Linked DNA regions of Homo sapiens: region 2 is linked to region 1. The links are chromatin loops, found by intact Hi-C in ENCODE. Cell type or tissue: MCF 10A. All regions are shown on one strand. Links, peaks and the distances in the headings refer to the core of each region. The heading gives the core; the rest is flanking DNA. Region 1 overlaps UTP25 (UTP25 small subunit processome component). Region 2 overlaps SYT14 (synaptotagmin 14).

Region 1 (16,021 bases), core at 2,812-10,811:
GGTTACTGGCGTAATTGTGCTGCTGTTTATCATAGATCCTGTATATTATGAGAATAAGAAATGAGTTTATTTACCTCATTCAGAAATGTGAGGCGAAGGGACTGTAATTACCTGGATCTTTTTTTTTTTTTTTGAGATGGAGTCTCGCTCTGTTGCCCAGGCTGGAGTACACTGGCATGATCTTGGCTTACTGCAATCTGTGCCTCCCGAGTTCAAGCGATTCTCGTGCCTCCGCCTCCCAAGTAGCTGGGACTACAGGCGCATGCCACCATGCACAGCTAATTTTTTATATTTTTAGTAGAGATGGGGTTTTGCCATGTTGGCCAGGCTGGTCTCAAACTCTTGACCTCAAGTGATCTGCCCACCTCAGCCTCCCAAAGTGCTGGGGTTACAGGCCTGAGCCGCCACGCCTGGCCAATTACCTACATCTTTTTCTACTGCCATATTCTTTTGCCTGTGAATTGTAGTTCATCTCGTGGTTTCCATTATTACTATTCACACGACTCCCAAATCTCCAGCTTCTCTGGCTCTCCACTCACATGTGAGTCTGGATTTCAAATCCATGATGTAGCCCCAGAAATAACCATTTTATTAAGCACCCCTAGTGATTTTCATGCTGGCATAGAGCCAAACCCAGCCAACTGCTTCTTGCCTGCAGAGAACACTGAGGATTTCAAGTGTGAACAAAGTAGTGTTGCTTTGTTCCTGGCTCAGCACCTGAAAAGAAGGTAAGCCTCTGCAGTTAGCCCTGGCTCCTTAGTGCATTGCAGAGTGGAGTCTCTGCAATGGTTTTATTAAAAGGATGCCTTGAAGATCTGGTCTCTCTCAACACACAATAAGCGAGAAGAGAGGCTACTGAAATACGGATGCGTGAGCTGGAATTACACACTACCTTGATGTTAACAAGGCTCATTTGCAGCAAGCAAGTGCCTATATAGGGTCTGAAATATAGACAAAGGATGGTCCCAATCCTGGAAACAGTGGAATTAAAAGGTATGGAAAGGAACTTACCCAGAAAGTAACACTTTTAAATGTTTTTTCTTTTCCCATAGTTAAAACAACCAGCTTAGCACTTTTCTTTTTGAGAGAGAAAAAGCTTTGAATCGTGGATGCTTCTCACAGCTGGCTGCACCACGTGCAGTGTTCAAAAAACAAGAACAAGCTAATCATAGAGAACCAGCAGCAGCTAAACAGCCCTCTGCTTGCTTCCAAAGGGCTTATAATTGAGCACAGATGGTCCTAGTGGAGATGGGGAATGTGTCCCTGCTGACTCCTCATACCCCAGAGGACCAAGGGGGGCTCATGAAGGCTCTCAGCCCTGATTGTGCCCTCGTGAGGGCAAGGAGCTATGCTGCTGAAGGAGGAAAGGGAAAGGCAGGTGGGGCCAGACCCTATTGGCCATCTGACCAGCCTTCCCAAGCCCACGTGAGCAGATCTAGGGTCTCAAGATTACAGAAGGCCTGGGGTGAGGGAGCAAGAGTTGGAAGTTCTTTATAGTTGTCTGAAGAGCCTCATTGTCCAACTGCAGGGGCCTGAGGTGCCCAAAGCTTCGTGGAAAAGTAATGTCAGTGGAATGCTCAGAAGTGGCTCTTTTCAGGGCACGGCTTCTGAGGAGCGTGGGGCCACCACAGCTAGCCCTCCCTCCGTCTAGCCATCCTCTCCTTCCAGTCCCTTTCCCATCTTTTCTCTCAAAGGAGCATGGTAGTGATCTTCATTACCAAATTTCTACTCCACACTTATTTTAAAAAGCTTTTCTGAAAGCCTGGCTACATAGAATTCTAAACAGATTTCAGTCAACTTTTAATTAGAGTCAATGAATGGGGAGTAAATACACAGATAATCCAAAATTGATGTAAGCATTGGAAGGGGAAAGAGGGAACGCTTCTTTCCCTCTGGGCTTGGTCATTTCCTCCCAAGCAAACCCCGCGACGTTCAGCCGTCTTCCTCCTATGCCACGTGCTCTCACCAGAACTGCAGCAAAACTGCATTTTATGTCCTGTGTCTAAAGCTAAACACATGTTCCTGTCTACTTTTGCTTTGTTCCTGTTTCCCTTCTGTGAGGACCTTCCCCTCCTCAGATGTGGGGAGTTGCCGCCTCCACTTGCATTACATGTATTTCAGAGTAGGTCCTAGGCTCCCCTTACACCTCTGGTCACGTTGCCATTATTCCTATGGTAGATAAAGGGGATGAGAAAGAACAGAGCTCCAGGCCTTTTTCAAACAAACTGGTTTTCTCAGTATAGCCCTATGCTCAAAAGGAGTGAGGACAGGTATGTGACTGCCATAAGGAGCTGTTTGCTTTGCACAGAGAAATCTAATCTTTCTCCTGCTGGGCAGCTCAGTACAGATGTCCCCTCACTGCTGGAAGAAACACCTGCCCTTGCTTGTTCTCCTGATGGCCCCTCACAGTCAGGTGTGGGATGGCACATTTCTAGGTGCTCCTCGCCGAGCTGTCATGGGCTTCAGTCTTGGGCCTCTGCAGCTGGCTGTGACCAGGTGGAAACTGTAGCCTTGGCTGACCCAGAGAAGGAAAGGAGGCAGTCTGCCGCTTGGCTGATTTAGGAGTTGTGCTGAATTCCTGCCCATCTGTTCTCCCAGCTGAGCCAAGGCCAAAGCTGTCTACCTTTTGCCAACCTAAGGAATGACACAGAGCATGGAGCACCATCACTGAAACATCTGCCCCAGTGCCCTGCCACCTTCGTCCTCACTGACCTCTGCAGCCTCTCTCATCTGCCAGTTTTGATTCCGCAAGGAGAGGTGGCCCTGGGCTCACAGCTGGTGTTTGTCCACAGATGTTCATGGGTTTCTTTGTGTTCTCTCATTTTTTCAAAGCTGGGTGTTGGGACCAACATCACCACTGACATTCTGTGGCTCTAAACAAGTCCTCACGACCACTTCTCAGTTTTCTCATCTTTATGAAGTATGGAGTAATCCCCACTAGCCTTATAGAGGGACTGTGTGAGAAGGGAAGAGACTGCTATTGTTTGCCCTATATCCACCTACTTCCCTAGTTCCAGAACGCTGGACTTTAATGAGATAACAAAGTACCTAGTAAAAACACTGCATCATTTTCCATCCCCCACCCCTTGCAGTAAAATGTGGCCCATGAGACAGAAGCACTAACTACTGAGCAGGACTTCTAGGGGAGTTCTTTAAAACTCAGAGGAGCACCACTTTTACCTTCTGCTCTTCCCTTTTTCCTGCCTGGAACGCAGAAGTGATGGCTGAAGCTCCTGAGGCTATAAGCTCTGTACGTAGGAGAGTGGTGAAGAAAGGAGCTTGGTTCTGCAAGGATGTTGTAGAGCTGCCATACCAGTCCTGCATGGTATTCCTGTGCACTACTGTTACGTGAACACACAAACACCTAATTTGTTTAAGCCATTAGGCCAGGCCTCTATTAGCCATTCCTGACTGATACAGAAGACAAAAATGGCATCACAGACTCCTGAACTCCAAAGACACTGCCTATTCTTTCGTCTGTTCTTGGCAAGCACCAACATTGAGACTGTACTTCAGGGTTGATGCTGGCCATTTGGTGGCGTGAGGAGTGGGCACTCACATGTCTCTGCTAGCAGTTCTGACGTGTCCATTCCACACTGGATCCATAGAACGAGGGAACACAAGTGTCTTCTCATAAGATTTATAGAAACAGTGATCGTTGCAGAAAAATAATTAGCAAGAGAACAGACTTCAGCTCTCTGAAGGCTGATGACCACCTGTTTCTCATCTCTTCTAGTGTATGTCAAAGCTAAATTAGGTCAAATAGGAAATAAGTCAGAATCCCCAATTCGATAGAAACTTACAGGTCTTGTGATCTAATCTGCCACTTGATCCGTGAATTACCTATAGGTCATCCCTAAGAGGTGGCCTCCAGCTTCTGCTTGAATTCCTTCAAGGATGGGGTGCTCATTGTGGCTTTTCTAATCATCTCTGATTGTTAGAAACACTGTGAAACTTTTATCCATCAGTCCTGTTTCTGAAGCTGTACGGTACAAATTTTTTTTTTCCCCACTTAAGGCTCAACTATTGGAATACATCTACCATGTCTCCTATGAAACTTGCTTCTCCAGGCCAATCATCCTTACTTCCTTAAACTTTTTTTTTTCCTGAAAAGTTATTCTTTTAATCTTATTAAAAAAGCAACCCATGCCCATTCCACAAATACAAGTGAAATAGTGAAAAACAAAAATCAAACTACATCTATTTGGTGATCATTATTAATGTCTTATGTTTCCTCCCAGATTGTTTTCTGCATGAATAATAACCAACAATGTGTGTGTATGTATATATATGCTTTTGCATTAAAAGGTGGTTTTGAAGGTAACATTTTTTGGAGTACTGATTAAGCGCCAGCAACTCTTCCAAGCTCTTTGCATGTATTACATCAGTTAATCCCTCACACCCGTTTAAGGTAAGCATCCTTATTTTTCCCGATTTCCACACAGGCAGCACAATCCTGAAAACCTACACTGTTTTTACTAGATAATTACTTCTCTAAAAACAAAACAATAAAAGCACTCAATAAATAGTAGTTATTATTACCCTTTTTAATGAAGCAATCCTAATTGTTGAACTCTTAAAAGGACTAAGGGATGGCTCACACCTGTAAATCCAGTGTGTCCGGAATTGGTAGGTTCTTGGTCTCACTAACTTCAAGAATAAAGCCGCGGACCCTCGCCGTGAGTGTCACAGGTCTTAAAGGCTGCGTGTCTAGAGTCTGTTCCTTCTGAAGTTCGGATGCGTTTGGACTTTCTTCCTTCTGGTGGGTTCCTGGTCTCACTGGCTTCAAGAGTGAAGCTGCAGACCTTCGCGGTGTTACAGCTCACAAAAGCAGCATGCACCCAAAGAAGTGAAGAACAAAGATTCCACACCAGGACAGAGTACGAGGAGATGCCACTGCTGGCTCCAGCAGCCTGCTTTTATTCTCTTATCTGGCCCCACCCACATCCTGCTGATTGGTCCATTTTACAGAGAGCCGATTGGTCTGTTTTACAAAGAGCTGATTGGTCCGTTTTGACAGGGTGTTGATTGGTGCGTTTACAATCCCTAAGCTAGACACAGAAGTTCTCCAAGTCCCCACTAGATTAGCTAGATACGGAGTGCTGATTGGTGTATTCACAATCCCTTAGCTAGACATAAAGAGTCTCCAAGTCCCCATCAGATTAGCTAGATACAGAGTGCCCATTAGTGCATCCACAAACCCTGAGGTAGACACAGGGTGCTGATTGGTGTGTTCACAAACCTTGAGCTAGATACAGAGTGCTGATTGGTGTATTTACAATCCCTTAGCTAGACATAAAGGTTCTCCAAGTTCCCCACTAGACTCAGGAGCCCAGCTGGCTTCACCTAGTGGATACCGCAGCGGGGCCGCAGGTGGAGCTGCCTGCCAGTCCTGCAGCGTGTGCCTGCACTCCTCAGCCCTTGGGCAGTAGATGGGACCAGGCGCCCTGGAGCAGGGGCCGGAGCTCCTCGGGGAGGCTTGGGCAGCGCAGGAGCCCACGGCGGGGGTGGGGGAGGCGGCTCAGGCATGGCCAGCTGTAAGTTCCGAGTCCTGCCCCGCGAGGAGGCAGCTGAGGCCCAAGAATTTGAGCGCAGCGCCAGCGGGCCGGCACTGCTGGGGGACCCAGGGCACCCTCCGCAGCTCCTGGCCTGGGTGCTAAGCCCCTCACTGCCCGGGGCGGCGGCGCCAGCCGGCCGCTGCAAGTGCGGGGCCAGCTGAGCCCACGCCCACCCGGAACTCGCGCTGGCCCGCAAGTGCGGCACGCAGCCCCGGTTCCCGCCCGCGCCGCTCCCTCCACACCTCCCGGCAAGCTGAGCGAGCCAGCTCCGGCCTCAGCCAGCCCAGAAAGGAGCTCCCACAGTGCAGCGGTGGGCTGAAGGGCTCCTCAAGCGCGGCCAGAGTGGGCGCCAAGGCCGAGGAGGCGCCCAGAGTGAGTAAGGGCTGCGAGGGCTGCCAGCACGCTCTCACCTCTCACCCAGGACTTTGGAGGCTGAGGTGGGTGGATTCCTTGAGGTCAGGAGTTCAAGACCAGCCTGGCCAACATGGCAAAACCCCATCTCTACTAAAAATACTGAAATTAGCTGGGTGTGGTGGTGGGCGCCTGTAATTCCAGCTTCTTGGTTGGTTGAAGCACAAGAATCTTTTGAACCCGGGAGGCAGAGGTTGCAGTGAGCCAAGAAGACCATGCCACTGCACTCCAGCCTGAGCAACAGAGGAAGACTGTGTCTCAAAAAAAAAAAAAAAAAAAAAAAGGACTAAGGGAGATGATAATATTTTCTTGGGGAGGGTTGTTATAAACATTAATTGAGTTGTTTGTGTGCCATCCTTCTGGATGCCAAGTCTCTGTCGCCCAGGTTGGAGTGCAGTGGTGCGATCTCGGCTCACTGCAAGCTCTGCCTCCCAGGTTCAGGCCATTCTCCTGCCTTGGCCTCCCGAGTAGCTGGGACTACAGGCGCCCGCCACCACGCCCGGCTAATTTTTTTTTTTTTGTATTTTTAGTAGAGACGGGGTTTCACCGTGTTAGCCAGGATGGTCTCAATCTCCTGACCTCGTGATCCTCCCGCCTCGGCCTCCCAAAGTGCTGCGATTACTTACAGGCGTGAGCCACCGCGCGCGGCCACCACCAAGTGACATTCTGAAGGAGAATTCAAGCAACCTGAAAAGCATAACGTCTCATATGTCAGGATCATTTAAGGCATATTTTTCACTCCTTTGCTGCCCCGTTTATCCTTGGTCCATTGAGGTTTGCCCAGAGAGATTAAATTCTTAGTGTCAGTACAAATAAAAATTAATTTTTTTTTCTTGAAACACACGCATGCACAGAGAAGCAGCATAAGAATGCGTGAGTACTGAAGCCAAGCTGCCTAGGTTCAAATCTTTGCTTTAATATTTTCTAGCTGCGTAACTTTTGGCAAATTCCTTAAACTCTCTGTACCTCAGTTGCTATCTGTAAAATGGGGATGGTCATCATAATACCTGTCTTCAGAGTTACAATAACTAAGTTACTTAATCCATGCAGGGCACTTAGAACAAGACCAGACCTTCTTTTCCACGTTACAAAGATTAGTAAAATTTTAGAAAATTAACTGTTATTTTGTATTATTCTTACTTATATGCCTCATACTCTTCAAAGGAAAGAAAAGAGATTTTGAGAGAGAATGGTTCAGAAAAACAGCTGTAGGGATCTTTTTTACTTAGCAAATTCCAACTCTTAGGGGTGAGGGCGCTTATGCGTTAGGAACACCAGGTGGCGCTGTAAACAAGTACAGTAAGGAGATCTGCACCTCCCCTCGGGTGCCGGCCTTGGGCTGTGGGGCTTGTGCCTGGCAGCTCTCAGAGCTGGAGAAGACAGAGACCTAGGCCTCTTTTTTTTATTTTATTTTATTTAACAATTTAAATACATAGGAAATTAAGAAATTCAAAGAGTTACAAACAACTGTGATAGAATTTGTTTATAAGTTAACACATTAAAATGATTTCATAATCGTGTATTTATTTCAGGAAATAATTTTATGGAATAGTGAACATTACCTTTTAAGAAATGGAAAATCTCCAATAGGTTCTATGGCATATTTAAACTCACAACTAATTTCTTAAAAACTAACTTAACAAACTCTAAATGATAATAACTGTGAGTAGCTTCATTTGGTTATTCATAACCCAATTCACAACCAAATTTACATATATGAGGCCCAAGCCCAACAGCCCCCTGGCTCCCCATCACCACACTCTGGCTACACCTTTCTGCAGAGAAGAGATTGACCATAATCCCTTTAGAATTGTGGTTTCTTGTCTAACCTTTTTCCAGAGGGGTTAGAGTTTTTCTCAGAGACGGGGAGATTTTCTCTACTGGGTACTTCCCTAACTTCTTTTCCATCCACTGCCCCCAGGCCTAGGTTGTCACTTCCTTCCTTCTTGAGACTATCCACTCCCGTACCTAGGCCAGGGTGGATGTCCTCACACTTGCCCTTTGGTCCTCCTCTTGGGAACAGTACTTCCCATGCCAAAAGACATCAGGAAATCATGGGGAAAGATAGGTGAATTAATATTTATGGAACACCTACTGTGGGCCAGGCACTGTTGTGGGTGCTTGATGTACATCAGTCATCTCACAACAACCCTTAAAAGCCAGCTGATTGCTTATCACCATATAGCAGGGGAAAAACATGCTTAGAGAAATTGGGCAGGTCTCCCAAAGTTAAACAACTGGCTAGTGGCCAATGCCACATGTTTTTTTCTGAATCCCCATGTGATTGAATCCAGTGGAGAGGGAGGTCAGGACCAGCCACTCAGATGGAGATGAGTCTGCAAGGGAATTTCTCCCTTTCCATCTGTGTCCGAGTCTTGTCAGTTTTATCAACCCACTGCCTCAAACGTGAGCTCACCTCTCTAACTTCCTTCCCACAGCTTTGCTTAGTTCAGACCTTCATTAGTCTTCATGGCATAATCTACACTTTACAAACTGATAAACTAGGCTTTTAATCTCAGCTTTACCTTTTACTCCCAGTAAGTTACCTTTGCTTACCTCAGTTTCCTTATTTGTAAGGTAGAGATGATTATGTCTTTCTTGAGTGGTATTGTAAGGATGAAATGAAACCACATACATTAGAAAAGAAAAAGAGTCTCCTTCTCTCCCTTTTCCTTGGTCTGAGCATTGATTTATCCATTCTGTGAATATGTACTGAGCACCCACGATGTGCTAGAAATTATTTTAGGCACTTAGGACACAGCAATGAATGAGGCACACATATTTCCTGCACTCATAGAGTTAGAGTGCATAGTGTAGACAGAAAAGAAAGAATTAGAGGCTAGATAAAAGTACAATTTCAGATGGTGCTAAATGTTGGAAGAGAATAAAACAGGGTCAGGTAATAGAGATCTTTGACCATCCTGTTTCCTTTGTCCAGAATGCCCAATCACTACTCCTCCCCTGCTGAACTTCTCCTCTCTCAAGGCCCCCTTCAAATGATAATCTCTGTGAAATCATCACAGCTCGCTATGAACTTTAATCGTGCCCTCCTCTAGACTTTCCCACTGGTTGTCTAAATCCACCTGCGAGGCTGAGGACATTCACTCATATCTTACTCATTGTTTCATTCTGCACACCTTTGTCCCACCCTCAAGCAAAGCTCCACGAATATACTGAAGAGGAAAACTGACACTGTAACCCCAAAGAACTACCTGATACCTTGGTTTGCGAGTGGCAAATCCGAGAGTGAGGAGAAAGGGGACAGGCATCCTGGTACCTCCAGATGGGGACAAAGGAACAAACTTCCAAACAAAATGAACCATTCCCCTGGGATGTGTATGTGTTTGTGTGTGCACACACCCATGTGCTCATGACTGTGTGTGGTGTGTGTGCCTGTCTGTCATAGAGGCAGGGATGAAGACTGATAGGCGGGAAAATCTAAATCTAGCAGGAGGGATACTAGTTCTTTTGTTTGTTTTTTTCCTAAAAGGCTTTAGAAGCCTTCCTGCAAAAGGCTGGATTTCTGGGAGCCACTTAAATGAAGGCATTTTGCATATGAAGGACATGCAGAGTCTGAGTATGGTCACCCGCCCCTCACTGCCCGCAGTGAGCCGTCAGCCACCCGCATCACCCCAGCTCCAGCACCACAGTAGCAGACTGATCCTTTTTAATGAGATGCTCAGAGTCTGAGCACTCCTCCTCTCTGGGGTCCTAATCATTTCTCAGAAAGTGGCTGCCCTGCACCCTGGAATTCACGTTTTTTGTTTCCCTTTCCACCTCCAGCCACAGGGTGAGGAGGTGTCAACAGGAGGCGAATGGCTGTGGAACACCTGTCACAGAGTTCTTCCCATCCCCTGTGGGTGGGCAGGGAGATATCCCGGTTTTGTTCTATCTGTTATGAAACCTGCGGAGAAAGCTAAATCTGGCTGTACTGACTTAACTCCCGGGTCGAAAAAAGCTGCTTGAGAGTCTTGGGCACGGAAAGGAATCGAAGCCAGCAGCCATCATCTGTAGAGCTGTGTTTGTTCCCCACAGGAACCTGAACTCAGAGGAAATGCCAGCTGAGTTCTTCTTGCCCCATCTGTGACAGAATTCCAGCTGTTCCACGATAGCAATCTGGCTTGGAGAGTGTAGTGGCTTCCCTACACTCCATCAAAACAAAGCAGGGTGACTTGTGAAGATACTAATTTTGGCTCCATTTTTATTGCTCTAAATGTTTCTGCAAATTGCTACCAAAAAGTTAACCAGGTCTTGTGTTCTTTGCCTTGGGGAGCTTTGGGAGAAGGGTGAACAGCATTTTCCAGGCCAAGAGAACTTTGTTGGCGTGTCATGTAATTAGAGGACATTGAAGCTAGGGTGGAGGAGGGGGAGACAGAAGCAGCCAAAGGAAAAGAGTTTTGAGGCTTCTCCTAGAACAGGAGGGAAGGGTATTGCAAAGACCTTCCTGTCCAAGCATGGCACAAAAGCCATGACATTGCTCCCTTTAAGCACTCATAGAAGTTTGGAAAATAAACAGATAAACAGGTTAATGGCAGCGAATCCATAATGGTCTGCAGCAACCTCAATTCTTGCCTCCTCAGAAGAAAGAATTCAGCTGAGGGGCATAAAGCAGAAAAGGAGACCAAGCCAAGTTTTAGAGCAGGAGTGAAAGTTTATTAAAAAGCTTTACAGCAGGAATGAAAGGAAGGAAAGTACGCTTGGAAGAGGGCCAAGAAGGTGACTTGAGAGATCAAGTGTGCAGTTTTGACCTTTTGACTTGGGGTTTTAGACGCTGGCATACTTCTGGGGCTTTGTGTCCCTTATCCCCTGATTCTTCCCTTGGGGTGGGCTGTCCACATGCACAGTGGCCTGCTAGTGCTGGGGCGGGGAGCACGCACAGTGTGTTTACTGGAATTGTACACATGTTCACTTGAGACATTCTTCCCTTGCCAGTCAAATGTCTCTAAAGGTCATATACCAGTTAAGCTTTGCCATTTTGCCTTGTAATGTGCATACTTGAGCCCACTTACCCAGCTCCTGGGATCAGGAAGCTGCTGATCACCAGTTTCAGGTGTTTCTGTTTATTGGGAGAAAGCCTTCCCCTGGCTCTGGCTGAAACCAATTATTATTTTAACAAGACAGTTTAACAGTCACCTGACCATCACCTGATCATTGCCTAACATTCCTGGTGTGTGTGTGGGTGGTGGGGGTGGGGGTGGAGGGGTGCCTATCCTGCCTTGCTCATGTCTGACTAGCAGACATGAGCTACCTGCTTTTTGCTACCTACTGTAACAAAAAGAGACCAGAGAAACTGAAGGCCAGGTCAGAAGGCCTTCCCTAAATGCTGTAGCCTCTATAAGACCTCCAGGATTTTTGCACAAATCTGAAATGGGGAGCCTCAAGTATGACTGAAATTGACTTTCTGGTCAATCAGGAGGGATGAGGTTTGGAGCAGATTACAGCTGTTTTAAAGAAATAAATGAGGCCAGGCATGGTGACTCATGCCTGTAATCCCAGCACTTTGGGAGGCCGAGGTGGGTGGATCACCTGAGGTCAGGAATTCGAGGCCAGCCTGGCCAACATGGTGAAACCCCATCTCTACTAAAAATACAAAAATTAGCTGGGCATGGTGGTGGGCACCTGTAATCCCAGCTACTCAGGAGGCTGAGACAGGAGAATCGCTTGAACCCAGGAGGTGGAAACTGCAGTGAGCGGAGATCGTGCCACTGTACTTCAGCCTGGGCAACAAAGGGTGAAACTCCATCAAAAAAAAAAAAAAAAAAGAAGAAGAAAGAAAAGAAAGAAAAAGAGAAAAGGTGATACTCCTTATACTCCTAAGTTTTATAAACAGAATATATACTTGGAACAAAACAGCAAAGCATCCCAAATGCTCTTCTTATGAGTAAACAATAGGGCAGAGGCGGGAAGCAAAACCCTAATTCAAGGGACTTTGCTCTCAACCTTGTAAAGCCACGAGTTGCAGGAGAAAGGTGGGCAACTAACATCCTGCAAGGAGTAGTGTGTTAGTTTGCTAGGGTTGCCATAACAATGTACTACAGACTGAGTGGCTTCAAAAACTAAAATTTGGCTGGGCACGGTGGCTCATGCCTGTAATCCCAGCACTTTGGGAGGCCGAGGCAGGAGGATCACTTGAGCCTAGGAGTTTGAGACCAGCCTGGACAACATAGTGAGATCCTGTCTCTCCAAAAAATAATTTTATAAAATTAGTTGGGCATGGTGACACATGCCTGTAGTCCCAGGTATGTGGGAGGCTGAGGCAGGAGGATTGCTGAACCTGGGAGATCAAAGCTGCAGTGAGCCTGGGAGACGGAGGCTGTACTCCAGACTGGTTGACAGAGTGAGACCCTGTCTCAAAAAACAATAAATAAGTAAATAACCAAAACTGATTTTTAATTCTGGAGGCTAAAAGTCGAAGATCAAGGTGTTAGCTGGGGTGGTTTCTTCTGAGACCTGCCTGTGTCTTCACATGGTCTTCCCTCTGTCTGTCTGTCTTTGTCCTTCTCTTCTTATAAGGATGCATATCAGATTGGATTAGGGCCCACCCTAATAACCTCCTTTTACCTTAATTACCTTTTTTTAAAAAATAATTTTTTTTTCTATACTGAATCTCACTCTGTTGCCTAGGCTGGAGTGCAATGGTGTGATCTCAGCTCACTGCAACCTCCTCCTCCCGGGATCAAGGGATTCTCCTGCCTCAGTCTCCCAAGTAGCTGGGATTACAGGTGCCTGCCACCATGCTCGGCTAATTTTTGTATTTTTAGTAGAGACGGGGATTTCACCATGTTGCCCAGGCTGGTCTTGAACTCCTGACCTCAGGTGATCCACCTGCCTTGGCCTCCCAAAGTTCTGGGATTACAGGCATAAGCCACCACGCCTGGCCCACTTTAATTACCTTTTTAAAGACTCAATCTCCAAATACAGTCACATTCTGAACTACTGGGGGTTAGGATCTCAAGATAGGGATTTTGGGGAAACACAATTCAGCCCATAACATGTATTCAGGTCCCCTTTCTGCCCAGACTTTAATGCAAATATAGATTCACCAGTCTGTCCAAAAAAAAGGCCACTGAGAAAGGAGGCCACACTTCCAGGAGGAAATTACATCGGGGAGGAATAAATACAAGCCTGTGGAGGTGTGGTTACTAGAAGGGGAAGCTGAAAATCTGTTTCTTATCTGCCTACACTCTTGGTACTTCCTCCATGTGGGCTGCAAAAGTGTGGTACCCCACACTTCAGCCCTATTTGTTTCCTTCCACCCACTCCCACCCTCTGTGTATAGCCTGGGGAAAGCATTCTGATGTTTTAGTTTTCTTTCTCCAGCCAGTCTAGGATAAAGTCTGTAGGGCATCTTTGCAGAAGCCTGCAAATATTTTGCTACAGAAAAGTGTTGCGGGAAGTCAGGGACCCCCGAATGGAGGGACCAGCTGGAGCCGTGGCAGAGGAACATAAATTGTGAAGATTTCATTTTAATATGGACATTTATCAGTTCCCCAAATTAATACTTTTATAATTATTTCTTATGCCTGTCTTTAATCTCTTAATCCTGTTATCTTCGTAAGCTGAGGATGTATGTCACCTCAGGACCACTATTGTGTTAACTGTACAAATTGACTGTAGAACATGTGTGTTTGAACAATATGAAATCAGTGCACCTTGAAAATGAACAGAATAACAGCAATTGTAGGGAACAAGGGAAGGCAACCATAAGGTCTGACTGCCTGCAGGGTCAGGCAGAATACAGCCATATTTTTCTTCTTGCAGAGACCCTATAAATGGATGTGCAAGTAGGGAAGATATTGCTGAATTATTTTCCCAGCAAGGAATATTAATAATTAATTCCCTGGGGAAGGAATGCATTCCTGGTGGGAGGTCTATAAACAGCTGCTCTGGGAGTGTCTGTCTTATGCGGTTGAGATAAGGACTGAAATACGCCCTGGTCTCCTGCAGTACTCAGGCTTATTAGGATGGGGGAAAAAACTGCTCCCTGGTAAATCTGAGGTCAGACCAGTTCTCTGCTCTCGAGCCCTGTTTTCTGTTGTTTAAGATGTTTATCAAGACAATATGTGCACAGCTGAACATAGACCCTTATCAGGAGTTTTTTATTTTGTCTGTGCCTCGTGATCTTTGCTTTGCCCTTTGCCTCGTGATCTTTATTGGCCTCAGAAGCATGTGATCTTTGTTCTCCTTTTTGCCCTTTGAAGCATGTGATCTTTGTGACCTACTCCCTGTTCATACACCCCCTCCCCTTTTAAAGTCCTCAATAAAAACCTGTTGGTTTTGTGGCTCAGGTGGGCATCATGGACCTACCGATATGTGATGTCACCCCCAGCGGCCCAGCTGTAAAATTCCTCTCTTTGTACTCTTTCTATTTCTCAGACCAGCTGACACTTGGAGAAAATAGAAAGAACCTACGTTGAAATATTGGGGGTGAGTTCCCCCGATAGAAAAGTACCCAAACCTCTTAGTAAGCAAACCTCTTAGTTAAGAACCTACCTTATTGGACCAATTGGTGGGAAAAGCATGGCCGTAGAAGATTGGCACTAAGGTGGGGCTGTTAAGATGTGACAAAACAAACGAAGGCTAAGCTGGTGCACATAATAATAACAGCTTCTGCTCCAGGAGACATCTGTGGGCTCCTCAATGGCTCTTCGAGCTCTCGGACGGGTCCAGCCAAGAGAAGCCCCAGCAAATGATGTCTGATCATGTGGAGGCCTTGGTTCTCAGGGTCTCCCTGCTGGGCTGCAGGTGGGTGGTGGCTGCTGTCTCTATGAAAGCCACAGCTCCTGCTGGGCCACCCTCTCTACTACAGCCCAGCCTCTGGATTCCTCCCCTTGCCCTGGGACACTCCAGCATCTCTTGTTCATTTCCCCTGACCCTGCCCACACCTCTGTGAATAGATACTTCATTAATCTCTCCTTAATAACTCACATCAATGTGCCATCTGTTTCCTCTCAGGTCCCTGAGCTTTTCTGTGTGCTAGGCACTGTTATAAATATAAATATACATTTCCTTTTTTTTAAAAAAACAGTTTGTTAAGATATAATTCACATACCATACAATGTACCCACATAAAGGGTACGATCAATGGCTTTCAGAGTATTCGCAGATATGTACAAACAATACCACAGTTAATTTTAGAACATTTTCATCACCTCAAAAAGAAACCCCATGTCCCTTAGCTACTACCCTCCTCTTCCCCACACCCCACCCCTCAGTCCTGAGCAACCGCTCACCTACTTTCTGTAGGTTTCTCTCTTTCTTTTTCACATGAATAGAATGCTATAGTATGTGATCTGTTACAACTGGCTTCTTTTACATAGCACAATGCTTTCAGGATTCTTCCATGTTATTATAGCTTATGTTGGCACTTTGGTCTTTTTTGTAGTTGAACATATTCCACTGTATGAATTTAACACATTTCATGTATCCATTTGTCAGTTGATGGACGTTGGGTTGTTTCCACCTTTTGGCTATAATAAATAATGCTGCTATAAACGTTCAGGCACAAGTTTTTGTGTGGACGTTGTTTTCATTTCTCTTTGGTATACAACTAAGAGTGGATCGCTGAGTTCTATAGTAACTCTATGTTGAACTATTTGAGAACTTGCCAAACTGTTTTTCAAAGCAGCTGCACCATTTTACATTTCCATCAGCCATCTATAAGGGTTCTGATTTCTTCACATTCTCACCAACGCTTGTTGTTATCTGAATTTTTTATTCTGGCCATCTTCGTGGTGGTGGTATCTCATCGTGATTTTGATTTCTATTTCCCTGTTAACTAATGGTGGCAAGCATCTTTTAATGAGCGTATTGGCAATATCTATCTCCTTTTATTCTCACAACTACTTTATGAGATAGGTGGGCTATTAAATCCATTTTACAGATGAGAAGAATGAGGCATGGAGAGTTGAAGTGACTTACCTAAGGTATACAGCGAGTAAGCGTTAGACTAGGATAGGAACTCTAGCAGGCAACCTTCATGCTCCTGTTAGAACACACTGCCTTTGCACAAAAGAACAAGAAGATTTGGGGGATGGCAGGGCAAGAAGGCA
Region 2 (16,021 bases), core at 2,719-10,718, 280 kb after region 1:
ATGCTCTGGGATTCTGGAAATGTTTGCTTCAAATTTCTTTTTTTTTTTTTTTTGAAATGGAGTTTTGCTCTTGTTACCCAGGCTGGAGTGCGGTGGCGCAATCTCACCTCACTGCAACCTCCGCCTCCTGGGTTCAAGTGATTCTCCTGCCTCAGCTTCCTGAGTAGATGGAATTACAGGCATGCGCCACCACGCCCAGCTAATTTTTGTATTTTTAGTAGAGACGGGGTTTCACCATGTTGGTCAAGCTGGTCTCAAACTCCTGACTTCGTGATCCACCCGCCTCAGCCTCCCAAAGTGCTGGGATTACAGGCGTGAGCCACTGCGCCCAGCCTCTTTTTTTAATTATAATTTAAAATGGTAAATAAAAAAAAATCAACATAAACACATGCTGTGTACTAAATTTTAATCTATTGGAAATTGTTTACATGTTAACTCACTGTATTAGTCCATTCTCAACACTGCCAATAAAGACATACTGAGGCTGGGTAATTTATAAAGAAAAAGGGTTTAATGGACTCATAGTTCCACATGACTGGGGAAGTCTCACAACCATGGTGGAGGCAAATGAGGAGCAAAGTCACATCTTACATGGCGACAGGCAAGAGAGCCTGTGCAGGGGAACTGCCCTTTATAAAACCATCAGATCTCATGAGACTTATTTACTATCAAGAGAACAGCACAGGAAAAACCCACCCCCATGATTCAATTACCTCGCACCAGTTCCCTCCCATGACATGTGGGGATTATGGGAGCTACAGTTCAAAATGAGATTTGGGTGGGGACACAGCCAAACCATATCACTCACTATCTACTTTTTTGTCTTCTATAGATTTACTAATAAAGCCACTTCTCCCATATCTCTCTATATATTTGAAATTCTTGTAATTGTGACTTGGGAATAGCTATAGGTTGGTGTTGATATATTGTTTAATTGCTATATATTGTTTAATTTAGTCCTATATATGTCTGCCAAAAAAATTCTATTAATACTAAATTCATACATCACAGTCACTGCTTTTTCTATATTTAAAAAATCAGGTAGTTTTAATTATTTGCATAAAATCAGGGTAGTTTTCTTTAAAATATAAGCAATCATTATAGTAATGGTTTAACTTAAAAAGTTTCTGTAATGTTCCCTAACTTTATCTTTCAATTTTCTTGGTCAGTTCAATGAATTAATATTCTGACATTGCAAGACAAGGTAATTCACAACTTATCAGCTCTTTATTGATTTTATACATAAAATAAAACACAAACACTGGATGCAAAGTTAATATATGACTAAACTGTTACCAACAAACCTAAATATCAAATTTCATTTTTTATTGAAATAGCCTGTTATAATTTGAGCTCAGTAATAAATGTACTAATACAATGCTATACTTACCTGTTTCATGTATTTGAACGTGGAATAAGATTTTATTTTTTTAAAGAGTACTTTTATTTTTTTTTTTTTTGAGACAGAGTCTTGCTCTGTCACCTAGGCTGGAGTGCGGTGGTGTAATCTCAGTTCACTGTAACCTCCACCTCCCAGGTTCAAGCAATTCTCGTGCCTCAGCCTCTCAAGTAACTGGGACTACATGCGTGTACCACCAGGCCTGGCTAATTTTCTTTTTTCTTTTTTTTTTTTTTTTTTTTTTGATTTTTAGTGGAGATGGGGTTTTGCCATGTTGCCCAGGCTGGTCTCCAGCTCCTGCTAGGATTACAGGTGTGAGCCACCACACCCAGCCAAAAGGGTACTTTTACTACAACTTTTTGAAAACCACTGGATTAAATTATCTTTGAGATTCTTTCTAAGATTGTATTATTCTGAAATAGGGATCCTGTAAGTAATTTTTCATAACTATTGAGACATGATTCACAGATCATAAAATTCACCCTTTTATAGTGTAAAAGTCATGATTTTTAGAATATTCACATAGTTGTGCAGCCATCACCATGATTTAATTTCACAATATTTTTATTATCCCCGCCACGAAAACTCTGTAGCCATTAGCAATTACACCTCCTGGCAACCACTAACCTATTTTTTGTCTCTATGGTTTTGCCTCTTCTGCACATTTTATATGAATCAAATCATACAATATGTGGCCTTTTGTGTTTGATGACTTTTACTTAGCATGATGTTTTCAAGGCTCATTCATGTTTTATCATGTATCCATACTTCATTGTTTTTTGGGGACTTAATAATATTCTTTGTATGGATATACCACATTTTGTTCATCTTTTCATTCATTGACATTTGGGTTGTTTCCATTGGCTTTTATGAATAATGCTGCTATGAACATTTGTGTACAAGTTGTTGTGTAGACATATAGTTTCATTTCTCTTGAGTATATGTCCAGTTCTAGAGCTGTATTTATTCTTAACATTTCTGGGAACTGCCAAACAGTTTTTCAAAGTAGGTGCACCATTTTACTGTCCCACCAGCAATGTATGAGAGTTTCAGTTTCTCCACATTCTCTTCAACACTTGTTATTATCTGTCTTTTTATGTAAGCTATCCTACTGGGTATAAAGTGGTATCTTATTATGGTTTTGATTTGTATTTCCCTAATGACTAATGATGTTGAGCATCTTTTCATGTGCTTATTGACCATTCGTGTATCTTCTTTGGATAAATTTCTATTAAAATCCTTTGCCTATTTTTTTGCCTTTGGATAAATTTGGATAAATTTTGCCTTTGGATAAATTTCTATTAAAATCCTTTGCCTTTGTCTCTTTATTTTTGAGCTGTAAGAGTTCTTTACATATTCAGGAAATCGGTCCCTTATAAGATAAGTGATTTGATAATATTTCCTCCTATTCTGCTTTTCTTTTTACTTGATGATGTTCTATGAAGCACAAGGTTTTTAATTTTGAGAAATTCAGTTTATTGATTTTTTCCTTCTGTTGCTTGTGTTGTTAGTGTCTTATCTATGAAACCATTGCCTAATATAAGATAAAGATTTACTACTATGTTTTCTTCTAGTAGTTTTATGGTTTTAGCTCTTAAATTTAGGACTATGATCCATTTGAGTTGATTTTTTAATACGGTGTGAGGGAGAGGTCCAAATTAATTCTTTTACATGTGGATATCCAGTTGTCCCAACAATTTGTTGAAAAAAAATCTTTTTTTCATTTATTTGTGTTGGCACCCTTGTTGAAAATGAATTGCCCATAAATGTAAGTTTTTATTTCTGAACTGTCAATTATAGTTCGTTAATCTATTTGTCTATCCTTCTGCCAGTACCACACTTTCTTGATTATTGAAGCTTTATAATCAGTTTTAAAATTGGGAAGTGTGAGTCCTCCAACCTTGTTATTGTTTTTCAAGATTGTCTTGGCTATTCTGGGTCCCTTGCACTTACATATGAATTTTAGGACACTTAAATTTTAGGATTGACTTCTTTGTTTCTGCAAAAAAAAAAAAAAAAAAGAAGGCCATAGCAATTTTGATAGGGATCGCATCAAATCTGTTTGATCCGTACTTTGGGCTACATTACTGTCTTAACAATTTAAGTCTTCCAGTCCATTAGCATGAGATGTCTTTTCATTTATTTAGGACTTCTTTGATTTCTTTCAAAAGTGTCTTGTAACTTTCGTGTAATACAAATTTTACAGTTTTGTTAAATACATTCCTAAGTATTCTATTCATATTGAGGCTATTGTGAATGGAATTGTTTTCTTAATTTTTTGTTTTCTAATTGTTCATTGCTAGTGTAAAGAGATAAAATTGATTTTCATATATTGATCACAAATCCTGAAGCTTTGCTGAGCATATTCATTAGTTCTAGTAGTTATTTTCTTCATGTGCATTTTAGGATTTACTGCATAGGAGATCATGTCATCTGTGAATAGAGGTAGTTCTGATTCTTCACTTCCAATCTGAATGCCTTGACAAAGACATTCTCCTAGACTAGTCGCCCCCATAGTTTATTGTTGCTGTTTGTTGTTGTCATTCCTCTTTGATGACTTTCTTGGTTTTTGTAAAGTCTATATTATTGTCATGTGCATCTCAGTTAACATTAGTGGTCAGCTCAGCTAACAACTGGACAGAGATTTCATTAAGTCTTTGCTGAGGGGTTCTGTGTATATTGAGCCATGCTTTCAATGCTCCAAGAGTCAGTTTACAACTGTGCCTTAACTTTCACTTTCTGCATGCACAGAGCAGCAAGATCAGCTAGAGGTAAGAGACTAGGACCTTCTCAAGTTTTTTCTGGGCATGCACATAGCTTTGCACATGTGTGTAGACTGCTAGATTTCCAGAAATGCCTTAGAACTTTTCAGAGATCCCTATTAACATCTCATTCCCTAGATTTTGCTCTTATTTTTTCATTGGCCAGAGCCAGTACTGCTTCTTTGGTGACTGCCATGTTAAACACTTGCCACTGATTGTTTCCAACAGATGTTCTAAGGATATAGTTCTTATCAATCTGAGTCAAGTAAAATCAAAACAAAGCCTGAGAATGGAACTTTTCACAGAACTGTGAGACAAGTGAAGTAATGTCATTTCTCTGAAGATGGGGCTCCTGGGCACTCCAAACCCATTCTTCCCCCCTCCAGCATCTATGAGGCTGTTGGATTTCACAGTTGCAAGTGTTGGCTTTCAACACTACCAGGGAACTGGGGAGAGGGTAATGGGAATAGGGTATATTTAAAATGCCACAAACCTTGGTAGTTCTCACAGTATTGAGCCATTTTTCTTGAATAAACACTCCTTGGAGTGTTGCAGGCCTTTAGTTAGTTCAGAGTTCTGAAAAAGTTTTTTTTGACAATGTTTGCCAGTGTTCATGTTGCTTTTATAGAGGAGCAGACTTTCAGAGGTCCTTACTTCACCATTCTGCCTGTAAGGGTGTTTGAGTAGAGGTGTGTCCCCACCAAAGCCAGGTGTATGGAAGTCTAGTTTACCAGTGTCTGATGTCCATATGCTGGCATGGAGATTGGTGAACTGTAGTGTGATGAGCTGATCCAAAATGGCCATTCAGTTAAGGAAAACTAAGAACGTTACCAGAAAAAAGATACAAGGCCAAAAGTTCAAAGATTTAAAAGTAAGTAACAGATTGAGCTGACATGGAGGATGACCTGATTGAGCATAGGAGACCTCTCCTGTGCCTGCTCTCTGCACCCCTTCCTCCCCCATTTCCCACTGTTTGCATTCACGGCAGACTACACAGATAATAGTGTAGAAGAAGCATCAGAATGGGGAAAAGATAACTAAGATGAAATTGCATTATGGAAATATAGTGATCTATTTTTAAAACACTTATGTGTTAGCTCACGTAATCTTATCACTTGAGAGGACATGAACATGAATCTCTGTTTTATAACGGAGAAAAATGAGACTTTCAGTAGATCAATTACTTCCCAGGCTTAGGGCTAGCAACAGGTAGAACTACTCCTAGCTCTTTTGATTTGTCAAGTACTTTTTGCACTATTAGATAATAACACTCTATTAGAGGAGTTTTAGTAGTAAGGAAGAGCCTATTTTGAGATACTATCCGGAGGAAAAATCACCAGTGTATATCTGGTTGGTCATGTGAGATTAAAAAAGAGAAGATGCCCAAAAGTTGGAAAAGGTAATGCATTAGAAGTGTAATTTTAAAACATTGCAGCTAGCCAAAAAACAAGTGCCATTCTAATGTAGGGAAATAAAGATCAAGTTGCTATTAATTCGGTGAAAGAATCAGGGAAATAATTACTGAATATTTAATCTTAGCCAGAAATGTCTATATTTTGCTAATTTTTCACCATGTGTCAGCAGCACTGTAAACAATAGCAATTACAATAGTTACTTGGAATTGGATATCTAAATTTGTTAAATATTACACAGTTGGGAGTATATTATATTCATTTGCTCCCGTTTGTTTATATTTTAATATCTTGAAAAATGTCATATATTATTTAGCGCTATATTCAATATTTTACCATCTATATTATTACTGTCCACCAGACTACTAGAGAGTTACTTAAGTGTAATACTGTAAGTTTTGACTTAAGTGAAGACTCAAAATATTTTGGAGAAACTGGGTCGGCAGGGGGCAGCACAGTCTTACAATGTATAAAATGTGGTCATTTGAATGACCATTCAGAAATAAGATATAAAGATAGTGTAGTTCATGGCTTTTCAAGCTTTTCAAGCATTCAGACCCTTTATTTCAAATGAAATATTATTTATAACTCAAAAAAGTAAGGCAGAGAAAAGTGATATTTTACTAACAAATCTTATTTTATAATATTTACTTGTAACATCTGTTAATACTGAAAATGATAGGGTTGTTTTGATGAACAAAAAATTGAGAATAAAATTTTCTAGAGGGTACTGTTACTATATTATTTTTATAGATGAGGAAATTGAGTCTCAAGGAACTTTTAAAACATGTCCAAGGTCACGCAGATGGCAAAAAGTTAGAGCTTATTCATAAACTCAACTGTCTTACTCCAAAGCACAGGCACCTACAGTTATGCAATTGCTGCTAATACGTTTTCATCTTGCTGCAGCTCTGAAATCCAGTGCAATGTATTTCTTTTGTTTTAATTATACATTTTAGAGAAAACTCTGATTCATATAGATAAGGAGTTACAAATGATAACTTTGACAGCTTGCTCTTTAAACTTCAAATATTCTCAATTAAACAGAAATGACAGGTAAATCTTTAGTCCAAGATACAAATAATAATACATTAAATTTATTTGCAATACAATGTGTTCCCTAATATATTAACAAGTGATATAACTATTAAGGAAGTAGACATAGTTATTTCACCTTTTTTAGATAACTGAAGTATGGAGATGCTAAATACCTTACTAAAGTCACGGTCCTGTAACAGACCCCCGTAAATCTGACTGCAAAGTTTCCTTTCCTTACGAGTACACTATATTGCCTCTATTATATTACTCATTTATATACTCGTATTGTTCTTATTTTAATTTTTAAATAGTTAAAATTATATTTTTAAAATGAAATTCAATAGATTTCACTAACCACTGTTGGAAAACCAATAGTCTATGGATAATTATAATCCAAAACATGGAAGACACTTAGAAATCATTTGGGGCTGTTATATTAATAATTTAATTTATTTCTATTTAGTTTTCTAATAATAAAAACATTTATATTAAAAACAGATTCAAATCATCTCATTTAAAACAAATTCATTAAAGGGAACATATAACATAATTGGATATATCAACTTGTGTAGGAATAACTGATTCTAACACTCTATATGCTGAGTGACCAATTTAAAAAGCTCACACTTCCCCCAGGTGTAAATGTGAGAGCATTTCTGGGATACGGAGTCTTTAGCAACCCAATATGTGTCAGCAGTGACTCAGATATCTCAGAGAAAGAAGCTTTTTGAAATTTTCAGAAATGTGATAGACTAGTAAGAAATCAAGGAAGTCAGCTACATTAATTTTGAAGCACAATGTGTAGTTCTTAGTATGCGCTAAAGGTCTGTAGGTTAGAAAAATCTTACATGATTACTACAACTATAACGTGTCTAGATCAGTAAGATTGATTATAATAAAACATTTTTAAGTCTATGTTTTGCTACAGGGTAAAAAATTGCAATTTTTTGCTCAGGATATAAAATGTGCACAAAGCAAGTATTATCTCAAGTAAAGACTTATCTATCACTAGCACAGCTAAGTAAGTTGTGATCCCTGCTCAAGCACTCAGTCATGCAGCATATTTGGCCTTATTTTTTGAAGATGTATATCTGAGCATGTTACTCCCCAGTTCAAAATGCCTCTCTTGCTTCCATTACTTGTAGAGTAGGTCCAACTTTTCTTACCACCGCATTTCATGTCTTTCATGATTTATTATTTTCATTCAGCAATATTTATTAAGTGCCTGCTGAATGATAGGCACTGTACTAATTTGAGGACATACAAAGATGAATAAAACAAAAGTTCTGCCCTGAAGGGACTCACAGTCTAGTGGGAAAGACAGACAAAGCAACAGTTACAGGACAGAAAGTCTCTAATAGAAATATTCATATAGTGCTGGATGAGTAAAATTTGGCTTCAATCTTCCTTTCCATCTGCATTTTCCACCCCCTCCCCATATACACATGCCACTCCAGACCAGTTTACATTTACCAAACGTGATACCCACTTTTGGGGGCTTAGCTCATACTTTCTTTGTGTGAAATGCCCTTCCCTATGCCTGCTGAAATACTATTAGGACCAACTTCAGGTATCTCCAGAATATTGTTTCTGTTACCAGAGTTAATCATATCCACATATTTTCTCCCATAAAATCTCTAAAGGCAGTTTATCATAGTCTGCCTTGAAATCAGTTCATCTATTCCCTAGTACAGTGCTTGTGCTGAACAGACATTGAATATACTTTTCTACTGCTGAGTCTCTAAATAACAACTTTATTTCTAGTCTATTCTGTTTCCTTCAGTAAGATAAAAACAGTATGGCCCGGCATGGTGGCTCACATCTGTAATCCCAGCACTTTGGGAGGCTGAGGTGGGCAGGTCACCTGAGGTCAGGAGTTCAAGACCAGCCTGGCCAACATGGTGAAACCCCATCTCTACTAAAAATACAAAAATTAACCGGGCGTGTTGGCTCATGCCTGTAGTCCCAGCCACTTGGAAGGCTGAGGCATGAGAATCACTTGAACCCAGGAGGCAGAAGTTGCAGTGAGATCACGCCACTGCGCTCCAGCCTGGGCAACAGAGTGAGACTCGGTCTCAAAAAAAAAGAAAAAACAGTATATGGCCTATTTATTATTTTTGCAACTGGCCTGAAGTCTGGTCACAAATAAAATGAATTAGGATTATAAAATGAATATGAATGTTTCTAAAAACTGTTAAACAAAATGTAAACAGTGTATTAGGTACTACAGTATAATGGATACTGTTGGTTTTCTGCCCCAGGTGTAAATGTGAGAGCATTTCTGGGATACAGAGTCTTTACTATTTAGCAACTCAATATATGTGAGCAGTGACTCGGATATCTCAGAGAAAGAAGGTTTTTGAAATTTTCAGAAATGTGATAGACTAGTAAGAAATCAAGGAAGTATGTATATACTACATATATACTATATGTAGTATATATGGTCTATATGTGTATATATGATGTACATACGTAGTATATGTATACTACATACTATATGTTATATATACTACATATATACTACATACATACTATATGTATGTAATATATACTACATATATATACTACATGCATACTATATGTATGTATGTACTACATATATACTATATGTATGTAGTATATATGGTCTCAGGAGATCGAGACCATCTCCACTACTTCTTTCCTTAAAAGAAATCCTATTTTGTTCAGGAAGCCAAACTTAGGCTATACAATTCCCACAGAAAAAAATAATTTCCATTGAAGATGAACTCACATTTTAAAAAGTATGAGCAGGAAGAATTGGTCCACCATGAATGACAGTAGATGCAAGAGAAAGATGTGTTGGCAGCTCTAGAACTAATAGGGCTCTGTGAAAGACATTATAAAATAAATATGCTTTAATAGAATAAAGAAATAAAAGAAGTAATAGAAACTACAAAAAAAAAGAATAAGACAATGTGGGAAAAGAGGCTGATTTAAATAAGGGCCATATTGAACTTCTAGAATGAAAAAGTCATTAAAAATACAGTCAATGAAAAATATGAAAAAGTTTTGGAGAGTGGAATAAGAATGTTAAGCATATTTTCCAATAAGGACTCCAGAATGTGAGACTAGAGAAAATGAAAGATAATATTTAAAATACATAGATCATCAGATTGAGAAATTAGAAGTTTTAAACAGGATTATTAAAACTGAGTCCACACCCATAAAAATTACAGTGAAAGGATAAAATACCAGACAAAATGATAAAAGCAACCAGAGAATATATAAGGGAACAACAATTTGACCAACAGCAGACTTCTCAACAGCTACAACAAAGGCCAGAAGGCAGTGCAGTAGTGTAACATACTACATGCTAGACATTGTTCTAAGTATTCAGTATACATTAATGAAAAACAGATATAAATTTTGGCTTGCATGAAACTTAATTCTAGGTAAAGAAGAGAGAGATAAACATAATACAATAAGTATAGGGTATGTGAGAAAGAGATAAGTACTGTGGGGTGGAGGGAAAAACAGGGTAAGCAGAATTAAGAGTGCTAGTGAGAAAGGAGGTGTACTATTAAATAAGGGTCAAGGTATAAGGCTCATTGGGAATGTGACATATGAGCAAAGACTTGAAAGAGGTGAGGGAGTTAACCATGTAAAAATCTGAGGAAAGAACACTGCAAGCGGATGGAGCAGCCCATCCTGAGCCCAGAGTGCGTGTGTTGTGTTCAGGGAGTAGCAAGGAAGTGCATTTAGCTAGAACTCCATGATTGAGGAGTAAAGTAGTAGGAGGTAAAGTAAAAGAGGCAGCCCTCTCACTCCAACCCACCAAAATCTATATTTTTCAATACTCAATACTCACACAAACAAAAAAAACTTCGTAAGTCAACTCAGTGCCAGAGAATAAAGCATAATTAAAATTGGAAATACTTACGCACAAACACAAATGAAAATACCTAAATTTGTGGATTTCAGCCCCTATCAGTATTATAAGGAAATATCTAGGCCAGGCGCGGTGGCTCATGCCTGTAATCCCAGCACTTTGGGAGGCCGAGGTGGGCGGATCACGAGGTCAGGAGATCAAGACCATCCTGGCTAACACGGTGAAACCCCGTCTCTACTAAAAATACAAAAAAATTAGCCGGGCGTGGTGGCGGGCGCCTGTAGTCTCAGCTATGCAGGAGGCTGAGGCAGGAGAATGGTGTGAACCCGGGAGGCGGAGCTTGCGGTGAGCCGAGATCGCGCCACTGCACTCCAGCCTGGGCGACAGAGCAAAACTCCGTCTCAAAAAAAAAAAAAAAGGACATAACCACCAATTCAGTGGAGGTCTCAAAATTATAAGAGAATGACTCTAGGAAAATAAATTTGAAAACAAAATGTACAATTTTCTTGAAACATACAAATGTCTAAAAAGTGATTTAAGAGTAGTAGAAAACATGAAAAGAGTGATTATCATTAAAGAAATTCAGCCAGTAGCCAGAGTCCCCTTAAAAGAAAGAAAGAGGAAAAAAAGATGGTCGACTTTCAGAAGCAAGTTTTACCCAACTTCAGTGAACAAGTAACTTCTATGTTACATAAGCTATTTCAGAGAATGAAAAGGAAAGGTACCTAACTTCTCTTTCGAGGCTTATATAATTTTGACACCAACTAGACAAGAATAACATGAGAAAATTATAAACCAATCTCATTTATAAACATATATGCAGAAACCCTAAATTAAGCATTTTAAAATAATTCAGCAAAAAATATACACATATGCCTATATTTATACATATATATTCTTCAAATAGGTATTATTTCAGGAGACCATGAGAAAAGAAACTTATAAACTTTATAAACCAATCTCACTTATAAGCGTATAGGCAGAAATGCTAATTAAATATGTTCATATCGAATACAGCAAAAAAGTGCATATGTATATATACATACATATACATAAATTTTGATTATAGCAGGAATTTTTTTTTTTTTTTTTTTTTTGAGATGGAGTCTCACTCTGTCACCCAGGCTGGAGTACAATGGCATGATGTCGGCTCACTGCAACCTCCACCTCGCAGGTTCAAGCAATTTTCATGCCTCTGCCTCCCGAGTAGCTGGGATTACAGGCGCCTGCCACCACACCTGGCTAATTTTTGTATTTTTAGTAGAGGCAGTGTTTCACCATGTTGGCCAGGCTGGTCTCAATCTCGTGGCCTCAAGTGATCTGCCTGCCTTGGCCTCCCAAAGTGCTGGGATTACAGGCATGAGCCACTGCACACGGCGGATCATAGCAGGGATTTTTATGACCATTTCCACATGATGCTATGGTCAAACGCTGATAAAATATTTTGTTATTATGGTTATTTATGTGAATGTTCTATGATTCATTTTTCTTCTATCTTAAATCTTAGATATGTTAATTTTTAGTGTTAATATGTAGTGCTTAGGAAAGAAAAAGTGATCATTTTCTACTTCTATTGTAGCTCTTCCTTTCCTAACCTGAATGTCAGAGCTGTGCTCCATGAGTGTGGTAATATCGTGATTCTGTTTCATTGAACCATCTTTTCATCTTCCTTGGCTCCTGCAAGGCTAATAACTGCACAGCAAGAGCCTGTGGAGGGTACTTACAATTGGAGCAACAGCAACATCACCTGCTCCCCAGTAATGTGGATAACAGTCTCACTGAAGACCAAGGGGGAGAAAGCAGGGACAGACAACTCAGTTGAATGGGCTCTGTAGTTGACGTCTGTTTTTTCTGCCTAGCATTCATATCTTTCTTATGCACACAGTACCCAGATTTTGGTTGGGAGACTAACCTGCCCCTGTATTATGCTGAAGCGGACTTTATTGCAAAGCCCTAGAATTAAATCTCATGGGCTCTAAGCAGCAAGTTCCAGGATTTGGGTTTGAGCAAGTAGGATGCTGTCTTCCTCTTTCCCATGACACTCAGAGCTGCCGGCAACTAGGAGGGAAAAGTCTGCCAAAGAATGAAGCCAAATTTGGGAAACAAACCTGAGAAATGGATAAAGGAGAACTGGTTCCTAGTAACATGGGTTGAGGCCTGGATCAATGAGTGCCTGAAGCTGCCTGTGTACAAACTGTACAAAGCCACTGCTCACTCCAGTAGGCTGTCCCTTTGATACACTCGGTATTTTTACAAACCCTACTAAAACCCAGCCTGGCTCTCCTTTACGCTAGACTTACAGTGTGGAGGATGGAAAGGAGGTGGGATTTGGAGCAATCATGCTCTTTCTTCCTCTCTCCTGAAATTGCCTCTGGTGATCTCCTCCTTACCTAGTTCCCTGGGGCTAGGAAAGGACCCTGAGGAGGGAGCCTTGCTGCTAGAGATGAAGCTCATCATTAGCGGCAGCTCTAACTTTGCAGCAGGTGACTTCCCTTGTTTTAACTTCAGCACCCTCTGTGATCGCCCCATTTTCAGAAAAGTATAATGGAAGCATTTCACATATAAATAAAATTAAAAACTGAATGCTATCTTCCAGACACAGTGAGAATTAAGTTGCACAGACACTATTCAATAGATAATTCAATTATAGTAATTATCATTGTACAGTTCAGTAGTTTCACCTTAAAAAATATTGAACATAAGTAGTTACAAGTAAGCTGGAAGTAATTTAATATTAATAAAAAGCCCAGTATGTTAATAGGAATTATATTGTATTTTTAATCATATTGTTTTTTCTCTATGTATGTACAAGCTTCCACCTGATTTTAACCTATTCACACCATTAAGTAAATGTAATGGCCACCTTAACCACTAATTCTGGTTATGGTAAACATATAGAGTATATTCATTCCTCTAAAAATTACATATACTTTACTTTCACAGAATTACTTGTAATCCTTTACCCTAGGGCAGAAGACTCAGGGGGAAGGAGGGGAAGTATTAAAAAGAAGTAAAATATTATGCAAGATGGAAAGAAGTTTTACTTTGGGGAGCCTGTGGGACTGTTCTTTTAAGTAGACCTAGTTATGATTGGAATTTGTTTGACTTTGCATTAATCACCTGCAGCTACTGCTACCTAGGCAAGCCCCAGTTATAAATTAATGATGAGATCTGCAGAGGGAGTAGATGGAGATTCCTGAATATACACTGAATGGAGCAGCATGCCCTGAGGAGTAGTCTGAGGAAAGCTGCCATTTGGGCAGACAGCATCGATATTTAATTTGAGGTTGTTTGTTTTTGAGACAGATCTCGCTATGTTGCCCAGGCTGCTCTAGAACTCCTGGGGTCAAGTGGTTCTCTTCTGTCAGCCTCCCAAGTAGCTGAAATTATAGGCGAATGCCCCCCCCCTTTTTTTTTTTTTTAACTACAGTGGTTCTGTTTACATAGCTATTCTTTACTGCTTTTCTTGTACTGAGTGATCTCTTTGGACTGCCACAACTCTACCAACATTGAATTGACAGTTACACTAATGCCAGTGGAAGGGACATGAGATTAGCACTTTTTCTAGGGCATAAATTCATAATGAACTCTTCTAGATAATAGTTTCTTGTGTTATGTAAACACCACTATATTTCAGCAGGGCTTACTAAAATAGAATGTGATCAACAAGGATCTTAATGCTCTTGCTTTTTGTTTGGATTTGAAGATAACGATTTTCACAGCAGTGAAGTGGGGAGTGTTTTCCTTAAGATTGAGAAAGGCCTTTCCATCGCTTTCTTTGGGCATCGCTTTGTTTCTCAAAAGTGGCAGTATGACTTCTGTGTATAAACAACTATTAGGTTCACATCTTATCTGACAGTAGGTTAATGTGAAAAATACTATATTGTGAAAAATGTATCTCACAATATTCTAACAGATGCTGCTAGTATTATAGCCTAATGTAACAAATGCACCAAATGTGCTCAAGCATGTTTTTGACACTATTTTCATAAGTGATGATATATCCTAATTGAAACTTACTAAAATTGTTTTCTCCAACTGTCATGAAAACATACCAAACTATGTGTTTTGTGTACCCATGACTTAAGAATATAAAATGTGTATTCCTTTTGGCTTCCACTCTGTAGTCTACAGTTAAAAATAGGAGATTTTACCCTTCTGTATATTAGTCCAACAAGTTTGTTCAGGCTCCAGGTATGTATTAATTCTCCTTCATTACTTCTACAGCCAGTAGTAGGTTTAAACTCCAGGATTCTTTAAAACATTTTAAAAAATTTTAACTACATTGTTATAGGGAATACTGTTAGTGTCTTTTTTTTCTTTTCTTTTTAATTCATGGATTGGATCTCTTTGGGAATCTTCAAAGAAAGTTCTGTATATTTATTTTTATCGTTGTATATTCATTTGTGTATACTGTGTCTTTTCATCATGTAATTCTTTTCTTAAATCTTCTTTCTTGCAAAACCCAACACACATTAGAAAAGGGTAAAAAATGCAAGTGTGCAACCCATTTATCACAAAGCAAAACCCATGTAATTACCATCCAGGTCAAGGAATGAAAGAAACATTGTCTCACTAACCCCAGAAACTCCCATCCTGCCCTTCCCAATCACTGTTCTTCTCTCCCACCTCCAGAGTTAACTACAATTTTTACTTTATGTGAATTACTTTTTTGCTTTTCTTTATAATGTTACCACCTATTAATACATCGGGAACATAATGGTTTAGTTCTGCTTGGTTTGAGGTTTTGGTTTTTGGGTTGTTTGATTTTTTTGTTTGTTTTTTTTACTTTACATAAATGGAATTATGCAGCTGGTATCCTTTTGGGCCCAACATGTTTTACTTAAAATCACATTTGTAAATGTTATAATTGGTTTTCATTGCTGTATAGTATGCCATTGTATGAACTCAGTACAAACTATCCATTCTATTGCTTGGATCCAATATGAGTAATGCTGCTATGGACATTCTTTCATATGTCTCTTGATAAACACTGCACTTATTTCTGATGGGTATATATGTAGGGGTGGAACTGCCAGATCATAGGGTATGTGTATTTATAACATTTAAAACATTGGTATCACTCCACATTTCTACAAGAGAACTATGATAGTTCCCAGTGCTTTGTCCTCACCACATTTGGTATTCTTTTAGCTCATCTGTTTGTTGTGTAGCGTTACCTCATAGTTTTCATTTCCATTCCCCTGATTACTAATGAAGTCAAACAATTCAAAGAAACCTGCCGATATTTTTATTGGAATTGAATTTAATCTATGGATTAATTTGGAAAGAATGTTACAAAATTGAGCTAATACAGTAACAGTTTATATAGTACTTTTTGGTTTCTCCCAATAATGTTCATAGTTTTCTGTATAGAGGCCTTGCATATCATTTGTTACATTTATTCCTACATATTTTATATTTAAATGCCATAATAAATGATATTTTAATAAATTTTATTTTCTGTTTGCTTCTGATATATAGTAATGTATGGATTTCTAAATTTTACCTCTGTATACAACTGCAGTTCATCTGTAGATTTGTTCCTGTGTACATAATT

The links. Hi-C counts contacts between places; a loop is a spot of excess contacts. Peaks named below come from ENCODE experiments on the same cell type or tissue, not always from the same donor. Only the 100,000 strongest peaks of a DNase experiment are listed, where the experiment ranks them.
Region 2: a loop joins it to region 1, with 6 times the contacts of the local background. A loop is called at or near these places in 6 of 110 quality-filtered maps.

The regions. Positions count from the first base shown.
Region 1 is chr1:209,853,242-209,869,262 of GRCh38, forward strand. UTP25 (UTP25 small subunit processome component) reads left to right here. Exons shown (of 12, transcript NM_014388.7): 12 at 1-4,324. Among named protein-coding and RNA genes, the nearest start is that of UTP25, 33 kb to the left of the region's middle. In MCF 10A, for the core only: a CTCF peak has its summit at 7,236 (motif pointing right); a DNase peak (open chromatin) is centred at 7,270.
Region 2 is chr1:210,137,645-210,153,665 of GRCh38, forward strand. The region is part of intron 6 of SYT14 (synaptotagmin 14); the gene reads left to right. Among named protein-coding and RNA genes, the nearest start is that of SERTAD4, 87 kb to the right of the region's middle. In MCF 10A, for the core only: a CTCF peak has its summit at 6,015 (motif pointing right); a DNase peak (open chromatin) is centred at 6,017.